Linked DNA regions of Mus musculus: region 1 is linked to region 2. Evidence: chromatin loops called from intact Hi-C (ENCODE). Cell type or tissue: heart. All regions are shown on one strand. Each heading gives the region's core, and the rest is flanking DNA. Links, peaks and the distances in the headings are about the cores only.

Region 1 (6,101 bases), core at 496-5,495, 150 kb before region 2:
ATGCCTAACCAAGAAGCTATCTCTACCTGACATCTGCTTGAAAAGGAAACATCTTTTTTCTCCAAAAGAGTCAGTGGGTAATAAACCACACTTATGGGTAGAAACCATGCCCAGCATATGATGGTGAACACAAAAGGAGACCAATGGTATTTGTGTAGACATTTTGCCTCATGTTATTTTTAGTTTGTTTGTTTATGTTTTTATGGGTTGATGTGCTGTGTGTGTGTGTGTGTCTGTGTATTGTGGTGCCTTTTCTTCTCTTCTCTTCTCTTCTCTTCTCTTCTCTTCTCTTCTCTTCTCTTCTCTTCTCTTTTCTTTTCTTTTTTTTCCTCTCTTTTCCTATTCTAATTTGCTTCCAGGGACCTACCTCGGTGAGAACAGAAGGACACCAGCAAAGCACTTTTTCCCAACAGGCAATTTCAGCTCCTGTACACAGCCAGTTCCAAGCAGAGTTAGTATCCCTGTGATGGGCTTGCACTCCCCTTCCTGCAATGTTGATCTCAGAGCTACACTAACAGACCTGTTTCCCAAGGACTCTCTCATCTACTGAGTCCACATCTGTTCTGACTTGAACATGCAGTCTCAAAGTACATGTCCACCAAAAGCAAAGGCAAATAGTGGGCTCCTCCATTTTCTTGTGGTGCTCCAGTGAGCTCAAAGGCTGACTCAGAAGCTGCGGGGTCCAGATTTGGAGCCTGCTGCAGCAGAAAAGATGCTGTGCTAGGGAGTGTGGCCCTGGGCTTGGGAACAGTGGCTTCACCTGACACAGAACTGGGTTCATTACTTTGTGGGAACTTCACTTCCAAATGGGAGACCCCAAAACTCAAAGAAAAGTGTGGGGATCTCACTGAAAATCTGGAGTGCAATTTTTTAAAAGACTCTGACTGTCACAATTGAGGGAACCCACAGGCTCTCAACCCCTTAAAATTGGCTTCACCCTCTCCTTTATCTTATTCTCCCACTCTTGTTGACCATGAAAACTTTGGTGTCATTCTTTAATTGTTCAGGTTTCTTCTGGTATACATACTCTCATTTATGCCCCTGCCCTGCTCTGAAGGTATGTCGAGAGATTTTATAAATCTTTTTACAAACATTTTTATCAAGAATTTTCATTGTGTCTTAAAATAATAAACTTCTCCTTTTGCCTTTTTACTATGTTTTCTCAGTAGCTATTCTCTGACAGATAACAGGAAGACTGTGCGCAAACATAGACAGCTGAAAATCACACAGCCACACTGACTTTGGAAGCACTGTGGGAGGCTTTAACTGTGGAGGTCAGGGAGACAGCAGACACTGAAGAGTCACAATGACAGTTATGAGACTTCAGTGAAGTTTTCAACCAAAACCACCACCCATGCCAGGAAGCCTTTCTAGATGTGACACATAGGTATGACAGTGTAAAATGCAGTGTCTACAAGCACTCTGCAGAAGTGCCCGGGGTGTGGACACATGGCTTAGTTTGTAGATCCCTGGCCATTCAAGCCTGAGGACCTGAGATTAGATCCCCATGTGAGGCCATGTGCTGCAGGGTGCATATGCAACCTCAGTGCTAGTGTGGCAAGGCACGTGATAGAGGCAGAAAAATACTGAGAAACAAAAGAGGTGCCCTGCCTCACACAGCATGGAGAGCAAGGACCTCCACCACAGAGAGCCTCACATGAACATGCACTCATTCATACAAATGTGTGTGCACACAGCATGCACACACACATAGAGACAGAGTCAGGAAGAAAGAAACTGAGAGACAGAAAAGAGAAAGAGAAAGAGAAAGACTTTTTTAAAAATATGAAAAATACAGGATTAAGTAGCTTAATTGTCTTTGTACTTTAATTTTGTAGTTGGATACATCGTTTAAAAAAATCACTTTCCTGTTTTTCTGACACAAAGCAACTGAGTTCCTAGAAATGCCTCAGTTACAGAAGAGCTCGGTTGCTTTCAGTTTCCATGAGAATCATGTTCCAGGAAATGCCTTTCAGGGGCTGAGCTGTGTCAGGGTTGTCTCTCTGGCTGCCCAGCAACTCTGCTAAGCTGGAAGTGCATTCAGTTTGGAGGGTGAATCCTCATTGGTCAAACCCCCAGACTCACGATTGATTTCATGACACATGACAGAGGCAGAAAAATGCTGCTAAACAAAAGAGGTACCCTGCCTCACACAGCATGGAGAGCAAGGACCTCCACCACAGTGTGGCACACATGAACATGTACGCATTTATACAAACGTGTGTGCACACAGCATGCACACAGACATAGAGACAGAGTCAGCAAGAAAGAAACAGAGACAGAAAGACTTTCTATACTTCAACTGCATGTAGAGAGGCCTGCTGGTCACAGAAGCACATACACACAAACGCATGCAAACATACACAGATGCACACACAAGATCATACATGACAGTGCATAAACAGGCACACCCACACATGCACATATATACACATATGCACATACATGATCGGGAGTGGTGTAATAGGCCATCATTGCAGGTCCCTGAGTTTTGTGCCCAACACTGAAAAGAGGCTAAGGTGCCTTGTTTCCTTGGGTTTTTCAAGGGCTGTAGTCTAACCTCCCCCCATCCTGAAGCAGGCTGAGCCAGACCTTGACATTGTTGCCACTAAGGAGATTACCTAGGGTGGAGCCTTCCTCCCTAGATCACTCTGTTGTTCAGCCAATGTCACTTTTCCTCTTCAAGATACTGCTACCTCCTGGGAGGCTGCTGAGCTATTCAGGAGACTACACCCTATCCTGCACTTAGTCACTGGCAGCTGGTTCCAGGCTCCAAGAATGAATTGGTGGAAATGCCCACCCCCCCCCCCCACTTATAAGCCCATTTGCCATTAAACATTTGAGCCTTTCTCAGGAACCTTGTCTTGGCTCCATTTTTCTCTCCACCACCTAGTTTCCCCTCTTTTTCATCCCTGGCTTGCCTCCCAAGTGTACCCCGTTTCATGTGAACGGTGGGTCGGCTTCCAACACTGTAGTATGCCAACAGCATCAGACATCTCATGCTCACCTCATAGCTTCTGTGCTCCCTACTCTTCACCCTCACTCCTCCCCCATGCTCCCAACTCTTTACCTTCACTCCTTTCTTGAAGAGCCTCCAATAGTTATGCTCAGTCTTCTCCCTCATGACCTCCAGACACTGAAGCCATCTGGGCTGAATTCTCTCTGAGAGCCACTGTAGCTGACCAGCTCTCCCTCAGTGATCACAGATGTCTCTCTATTCTTCTGTACAAATCACCTCCTTATCTACTACTGATTCCTACAAGGAAAATGTATAGACATGTGACCAAATGGAAAAAAAAAACAGAAAGGAACTTTCAAAGAAATCAGTAGAAAAGTCCGTTTGACTACCACTTGTGAGAAGCATATTCTAGTGTATATTAAGATTTGGAATAAGGGCTGGTGAGATGGCTCAGTGGGTAAGAGCACCCGACTGCTCTTCCGAAGGTCCAGAGTTCAAATCCCAGCAACCACATGGTGGCTCACAACCATCCCTAATGAAATCTGATGCCCTCTTCTGGAGTGTCTGAAGACAGCTACAGTGTACTTACATATAATCAATAAATAAATCTTTAAAAAAAAAAAAAGATTTGGAATAAGCCAAGTATCAAAAAATGTGGCTCATTCACAACTAAGAAGACAGTAATGACTTCCTTCTCACAGGCTGTGTGACCATCAGCAGCCTCTGGAGCATGTCTGAGGGGAGCCTCAGTCACTGGGCCTTCTGCTCACTGTAGTGGTCAGCTGCCTTCTGCACAGCTACTGAGTTCTCATGAAGGACCAGAGCTGTCACCAGACAAGTCACTAAGTACAGTCTGTGAAAACCATACAGTCTTGGGAGTATAACATTCACACTGGAGGGTGGTCATCCTACCAGGGGCTGCAACATTAAAAGATGAAAACCTGACTCCACCCCCCCCCAACTCCACCCCCACCAATACCTCTGACTCCTTAGCTAGAAGTGGCACTCCCTGTACCCTTCCATATGTCCTGGACTAACAATAGTGATAGTATTTCTACCACTTCTGTGATAGAATTAACTTTTCCATTGAAACTACTCCACTGTTGATGGCATCCACCTAGGTTGTCACCTGAGTTCACAGACCTTTGTGAATTTTGTGAAAAGATAGGTAAATATCAAAGCTCCAACTCAGTAAGATCCATGGCTCTGAATTTGAGTCTAAGATCACAAACACTCACTGAAATGGAGTAAACCTTTGACTTCCTCAAAAATTCTGTCCTTGGACTCAACTCCACAGGATGTGGAGCCTTTCATGACATGTTTCAGTGGCAGGTGCAGAGGTCATGTGGCTGGAATTGCTGTTCTTACAAAATCTCCTCAGACAACTCACGGGCCCTCCCATAATGTGAGGAGACACCATAAGTCAGTGCTCATTGACCTAAATGACAGCTCCCCAGATACCAGCATGCTGGCACTCTGATTTTGAAGTCCCGAGGTCCAAAGCTAAGAAACAATTTTCTGTTATTTTTACATTTATCCTGTTTGTGGGATTTTTAATCCTAGCACCAAAAGACATGAAAACATGCATAGCAGTACTTATTCTGATTGTCAGAGCCTGCATGTTCAGCTTTAAGCTTCATTGCACTCTTCCGTGGGGGTCTAACATTAAACATAGGTTATCACCTCTGTTGGTCTAGGCCAGAAAAAATCCAGGATGGAGAGGAAGTAGGGACACACAGTTTCACCCTAGCTAAGGAGTCATAGTTACTGGGGAAAAGAGTCAGATTTTTAATCTTTAATGTTGCAGCCTCTGGTGGTATAACCACCCTCTAGAAATTTTTTACACCCTGGACTATAAGGGCAGCAAAATCTGTCCTTCATGGGTTTGCAAGAAAAGGTAGGAAGTTGGGTGTGTGGGGAAAAAGGGAAGGTTGGTGGAAATGGAATCATAATTGATTGTATGAAATTCTTAGAGAACAAATAAACTGATAGAAAATAAATTATCTACTTTCTTAAATCATCAAAGTTGTCCACAAAAAAATCCAAAAAACCACTTCCACATTAATATGAAATTTGGGAGGTAAAGACAGAGTTGGCAGGCTAAGCCACACTGTTTTGTTTTAAAGTCATGAAGCATATGAATATTTTCAGGACCTTGTAAATTGGCACTTCCTTTGGCTTGGTTAGAACTCCCAGTGGTCTTCTTAAGAAATAACTTCTGTATGAGAGGTACAGAGATGGTCAAAGGTTAAAAGCACTGTGTCTGGCAGAGGACATGGGTTCTGTCCCCAGCACACACATGGAGGCTTACAACCATCTCTAATTCCAATTCCAGAACATCTGAAGCCCTCTGGGACTCCAAAGGCATTACAAGGAAAAGTCCACATCTATAAAGAATAAAAAGCAAATTTTAATAATTTGTCAAAAGAAATCACTTATGTGACTTACTGAAGAAAAAAAGTGTTCTGATATTTTTTTTAGTTAATGCTATTTAATCAAATATGGGGTCCTTCATCCATGTGGAGATACATGATGCCAGCAACATATATCACATGTTCTAAGCATGAACACACATTTCAATATGATATACCAATTGTGGTGATTTAGTCCTTAAGCTAATGAATTTGAGTTCTTGATTCCCAGTTGGTAGAACTGGTTGGGAAGAATTAGGGGTGTGTCCTTGATGGAGTTGGTGTCACTGGGGTGGCCTTTGAGGTTTCAAAGACTCCCATTACTCTATAGCTCTTTCTCTCTGCCTTGTACTTGTGGATCAGAGGTAAGTAAGACCTCAGCTACTGCTTCAGGACATGCCTGCTCACCTGTGTGCATGTTCCCTGCCATCATCATCATAGAATCACCCTCTGAAACCATAACCCTCCAATAAATAATTTCTTCTGTACATTGCCTTGGTCATGGTATCTTAATACAGTACTAATAAGTTACCAAGACATGAATATTATCAAATACCTACTTCTGTATAGAAAGAAACCAGAGTACTGAATAATGTGTTACAATATTCAGTGCACAGTACCACACAGAAATATCATTTATTTATTTTTTTAAAGATTTATTTATTTTTTATATGTATGTACTCTGTAGCTGTCTTCAGACACACCAGAAGAGGGCATCAGATCTCGTTACG
Region 2 (6,101 bases), core at 353-5,352:
GCAGCATGTAACCTCGAATCTGCAGTACAGAGGGCCTGCTTCTCTTTCTTCATTATTCTTCAAAGTTCTAAAGAAGCTTTAATAACACATGGGCTGCTCTCATCTATAAAGTTTTGCTTCAGTGGAATAAAATCCAAAAAATAATGGCCTTAAGCAAGGTCACTGCATGCTATATGCTAAGCCCTGTAATGAGCACCCTTAGTATGTGACCTCAAAAACCTTAAAGTCCTTACATGTTATGGATTATTCTACCATGCTGCTAATGAGAAAAGCAAGTTGCCAAAACCAGAATAGCACAGCAAAATGGCAGCCTCGTGAGCTCTAGGCCCTTGGTATCTCCATGAATAGATTTTAAGATGGCTAAAAATATGTAGAAACTGTGAACAGTTCCCATGAATTACATGAACACTGAGATGTGCAGCTGACTAAAGGGTGGGACTTACATGAGTCCTTGTTTGACTTTTTACTGCCTACCTGCACCCCACCTGACACAGGTTCTGACTGCAGGAAGCAATGCAGACCTTAACTACAGCAGGCTAACCTGGGGCTAACCTGGTTTCAGTCTTACCTAACTTGTGTTTCAAGTAGGGATTATTTCTTGAACATGAAAACAAAATCTCAACATGAGCAAATAAATAGAAAAAAATCCACTCTGTAAAGTTAAGAAATTCGTGCACCAGAGCATTCTATACAGCGTGTAAAAAGGCAACCCAAGAATGGGTGACGAAGACCTGTAGTAAATCACATGTGTGATAAAGGGTTACTATCTGAAACAAAGTGGCTCTACAATTCATCACAGACACCTCAGTTCTAAACTGAGAAAAGCACTGGGTTGAAATTTCTTCAGAGAAGGCTTACAAATGTCCATGAGCACACAAGATAGTACTCAATATTGCAAATCACCTTGTATGAGAAAACTATAAAATTTTTAAATAAACTTACTTGAAAAAGATGTAATGTCCAAATTGGGATGTACCAGAGTGAAAGGTGAAGTGTCTCTGTTCCCAGGACAGAATGGCAATCAGGTTTTATTAGGGAAACATGGATGCAAAATGAAGAAACTTTCCGTTACACTATTTCTGTTTTGCCATGCTGAGGGACATGGTGTAAGAGTCTAGAGTCACATGATCATGTGTGATTTGGCTTCTTAGAGCTTACTGAGGCTGAAGCTTGCTTTGGGTTAACATACATATTTATTTGAAATTGTTTACTTAGTTTTGCTGATGTTTACAGTTTAAGCATGAATGCTGTTATTTTTAAGAACTACTTGTTTTTGTTGCACAACAATTCTATAGACCCATTGTTTCTTATAACATGTCTTTGACAAATATTGAGGAAGTGCCAATCAAACCATACACACAAGGACAGCTACCACACAAAGCAAAAACAAATCCATGTAACCCAGAATTTAGACAACTCAGGTGTCTGTACTCTGTGGCTAAGAATACAGAATATTACCTCATGGGAAACAGTCCTCGCTTTTGAGAAAATCAATACTTATGTCTGATCTAACAGCTCTTCTTTGATTACAACACAAACAAAATAGCAAAGAAGGACTTGGATGGACCTTTGAGCTGTAGTGATCATGGCAGCTGTGTTCACAATACCCACATTGTGGAGACAGCCCAGACTCCCACCAACAGATCACCAACAGATGCATACATTAACACAGTCTGACAATGTGCACAATAGAATATTATTCAGCCAAAGAAGGGAATAAAATTAACTACTGTACACAACTTTGTAGACCTTAATAGACTTAGGCTAGACACAGACTCCTACAGGTCAGACAACACATAACCTGCCTCCCCTGCCCTGCCCTCAGTCCCAGATGAGCATGAGGACATTATGCCAAGGAAGGAGAATGTGCAGAATCTCCAGAAGTTAGATACAGGTGACGTCACTTAACTCCAGAAACCAGGCTCTCTGCAGCTTAGTTCCATGTATGAAATAAGACTAGCAGCCCAAACAAAATGCACATAGCACTACGTAATCTCTACATCTCACATACAACATAAACATCAATATAGAACTGGATTATCTTCTTACACTTAATTCAAAGTCAGTGAGGTAGGAACTAAGTTATTTCCAGATAGATGTTTGCCAAGCTCTTGTGCTGAGTTTTCCTCACACGGTTCCTCCACAGAGACTTTCCTCTGCCTACAGTTGCCTGTGAACCAGGGCAGGAGCTGTTGTGGTCCCAGCTGAGGCAGGACCAGGGCTCTTCCCATAGTTTGTCTAACAGAGCAGGGCAGCCAGCAGTGTCAGGCTGCCACTTTGTATCTGTCCTTTATCAGAGGAAAGAAACTGACCTCCTAGACCTAAAGCCAGCCACAGCCCCCTGCAGACCAGAGAGCTCATAATCTGCCTCCCTTCCCCCTCCCTCAGTTGCCCCTTTGACTTGGAAATCAAGCTGAGGTCCAGACTAAGTTGCTCCTTAAAGAAAGGAAAAGTAAATATACCTGGTCCCACAGCACAGGTCCAAGTGCAGTTCTCAGCTGCTGCTGCCTCCTCAGGCTCCCTTCTGCTCTCCTCCCTCCTGCTCTCTTTGCTCCTCTTTTATGTAAGCTGACCACACACACACACACAGAGAGAGAGAGAGAGAGAGAGAGAGAGAGAGAGAGAGAGAGAGAGAGAGAGAAGGAGTTAAAAGAAATCACATGCTGCAGCAGAAACAAAACTGAAAGTAAAATAAAATAGGCCATGTTAACTTGGCCAAGACTGGAAAGGGAGGTCAGAGGTTCCTGTCTATCCCGAAAAGCCAGTGTGATACTCTGTTGCAGCCAAGGGACAGCAGGCCTCCACTGTGGAATCTGTTTACCTTCTCTTTCCTTGGAACCCATTTCCAGTTTCCTCCAGCCTTCTTGGCACAGATAAAGCACAGTAAAACCCAGGCAGCCATCAGTGGAAATTACAAAATCCGGGAGTATTGCAAGTGTGCTTCTCTCAGGGGAAATTCCCAGTGCTTTCTGATCAAACATGTTTAATGTTTTAAACATGTGTTTTCTAAAGCAGGAACCATCCCTGTTGCCATTTCTTCTGGGCTGCCCCACAATTACCTGGCAACAGCCAGGTGGGCATGACTCACTATAAAAGGGGCTGCTTGTACCCTCACATACCCCCCTCTCTTGCTCAATTGTCCTCTCTTCCTTTTTTACCCTCTTTCTTCTCTGTCCCTCCTCCTCCTTCCTCCCCTCTCTATCCCTCTTTCTTTGTCTCTACTAACCCCTCAACTCCCCTCTCCATGTCTTAAATAAACTGTATTCTATACTATACAATTGTGTGGCTGGTACCTCAGGAAGAAGGTAATGCTTCAACACTGGCCCTCAGAGGTACCCCTTTTCACCTCAACATACCAGGTATGACGTTTGTATATTCTTGGACCAGAGGGTGGCACCATTTGGAGATGTGGCCTTGTTGGAATAGGTGTGACCTGGTTGGAATAGGTGTGTCACTGTGGTTGTGGGCTTAAGATCCTCACTCTAGTTGCCTGGAAGTCAGTCTTCCACTAGCAGCCTTTGGATGAAGACATAGAACTCTCATCTCTGCCTGTGCCACGCCTGCCTGGATGCTGCCATGCTCCCACCTTGATGATAATGGACTGAACCTCTGAACCTGTAACCCAGCCCCAATTAAATGTTGTTTTTTTATAAGACTTGCCTTGGTCATGGTGTCTGTTCACAGCAGTAAAACCCTAACTAAGACACCAGACAGCCACCAAACATATACCTGACTTCTTTTTCTTTTCATAAAACACAACAGTCAATTTTAAAACCTGATTTTAAAAGAAGCAATTAAAGAATAGTAAGTAGGAGTTGTGTTCAATATAGAAGCTAAGAAAACTTCAGAGATGGAAGCTGAAAAATGAAAGCTTTAATTTCTGAGCCCTTAGGGAGGCAGACTGGGGTCTGAACTTTGTCCCTGATGGGAGATTGAACACCATTTGTAAAGGATGAAACACAAAGCAGGGGGGAGCTGTAGAGTGATCCATTGTGATTTCACAGGAAGGATTAAACAAGGGAGTACCCCTTAGAGGCGGTGTTGGCATCAGGACATCCCAAACCTGTGACATCACATAGGCGACAGCATGACCTGCTACCTTCTGACTGGTTGCCAAGACAACAGGCACCATATTCCCAACATCCACTTGACTCACCTGTGTTACATCATTTTCCATATAAATGAGGAGAACGCCCCTTCCTCACTCTCTCTCACCCTTCTCTTTCTGCCACTACCTTGTCTCTCCCTTACAATAAAACCTCTTCCACATGGAACTGCCTTGGCCTAGTGTGCTGTAGAGACTAGACCCGGCATTCTAACTCATCAGACTGGGCCATATCCAGGCACCTAGCTTCAAGGTCCTTAATTTATTCTCCTAGACATTAGGTGCAGAGCTCAGAGTGATGAAGGGACAAAGGAGCAGGTCAGTGGCATGGAGATAAACTCTTACCTTGTTTCAACTTCAGTGAACTCTGGCTATTCATCTGATGTGTCAGCACGGCCACCCATCTGCAGGCCCAGGTAGAACGCTCACAGAGTCCACACCAGGACTGGGAAGAAGTTCATGTCAGCAGGTTCTTGAATTCCAAGAAGGCCAGAGGAGTCCCTGGTCTGGAGCAAAGCAGGGATGTGTCCAACTTCTGTCAGTTGAGTGGCACTGCTGAGACAGGATTGCAAGGAACAGCAGGAGGGAGGCTGCCTCTATTATATTGAAAGAGAGAGAGAGACGCTGTGTGTGTGTGTATTTGTGTGTGCACGTGTGTGTGTGCTCAAGCACAGGCGTGCCAATGTACATATTTGCTGAGGTTTTGAAACAGTGCCTCTCACAGAATCAGGACCTCTCTGCTTTGCCATACTAGCTGATTGCTGAGCCTCAGGGCCTTGCTGTCTCTGACCCCACCCCAGCCTTGGGATTACAGGCACACACTGCCATACCCAGCTTTTCACTGCAGATCCAAATTAACATCCCCATGCTTGCATAACAGACCCTTCACGGAATAAGGCATCTCCTTAGGCCCTTAATTTGAATTTTTATGAATCCACAAGGTGTCATAGACACACAAGCTGCTTGCTCTCCTTAGTGTGGTGCCATCCTGGACCACAAAACGACACGTAGTAGGTGTACAGTCTCCTGGCCAATTAGAATTAGCGTCATAGCTGAATAGCCCTCTGACCAGTTATGCCCATGGTATTGTATACAAAGATGCTGTGTGGATGCCTCTGCTGTGAAACTGCACTGCAGATTAAACAACAACCTGAAAAGCAGAACAGTAGCAATGAAGGAGGGGTCTGGAATCCACTATTCCCTTGATAACTAAGCTGATGAGGGAGACAAGATGGAGGCAGTAGGAGCCATAAGTAATAACCGAACCAGCAAAAGAGGGATGGGCAAATACTAAGCATGGAAAGTCAGGTTTAATGTTTCTTTTAAAAATAGCATATCACACTGTAGCGGGAAACCTGGGCCACCTCTGTGTAATGCTGGGAGCCTCAAACAATCACAAAAGCATCTCCTACAGGAGGACCTAATTGAAGACTGCCTGAGGGGCCAAGGATTGCTGGTGCAGACAATGCCAGCCAATTGGGAGCTGCTGTGTAGAAGAGATGCTTGCTTGGGACCAATGTGGCTCAGGAGGAAGGTATTAAAAAAGCTTGTGCAGTTTCTCACTTGCTCCTGGAGTCTGTGTTGTTGACGCCCATGCCATCTCACCTCCTACCCCCCAAGAGCAGATAGGATCCAGCAGTGGGTAGTCCAGGACACAAGCAACAACATCACACCACTAAAAGTTTAATAGTTAATGCATGAAATTATTTCACCCTTGTCCTACTCCTTATCAGGGGAACATGTTTGGCCTTTTCCAGGAAGATGTTAAGGAATAAGCAGATATGGAGTCTTAGAAAAAGTCCCTTTATCTACCAAGAAACATGAACAGCAGCTGAGGCACAAAGGCCAGCTCTGACTTTCCAGGCTTGCCGAATCTATCTCTCCTCACACTCCAGGCTTGCCTTGTGGCTAGGGAGATGGGACTCAGGAAGGCCTGCCTGGTGGTACTAACCATTTGTCTTCCCAGTTAGCTTGGTCCTCCAGTAAGATTTGCCCG

Evidence for each region. Hi-C counts contacts between places; a loop is a spot of excess contacts. Peaks named below come from ENCODE experiments on the same cell type or tissue, not always from the same donor. Only the 100,000 strongest peaks of a DNase experiment are listed, where the experiment ranks them.
Region 1: it touches region 2 in a loop (10-fold over the local background); 8 of 42 quality-filtered maps call a loop at or near these places.

Annotation. Positions count from the first base shown.
Region 1 is chr5:105,143,969-105,150,069 of GRCm38, forward strand. No RefSeq gene overlaps it. Among named protein-coding and RNA genes, the nearest start is that of Gbp4, 7.4 kb to the left of the region's middle. In heart, for the core only: no CTCF peak of the experiment used is centred there; DNase peaks (open chromatin) are centred at 2,023 and 2,673.
Region 2 is chr5:105,291,164-105,297,264 of GRCm38, forward strand. Gbp6 (guanylate binding protein 6) reads right to left here and starts at 2,536. Exons shown (of 11, transcript NM_194336.2): 1 at 2,463-2,536. In heart, for the core only: no CTCF peak of the experiment used is centred there; DNase peaks (open chromatin) are centred at 2,258 and 2,828; H3K27ac peaks cover 890 bases.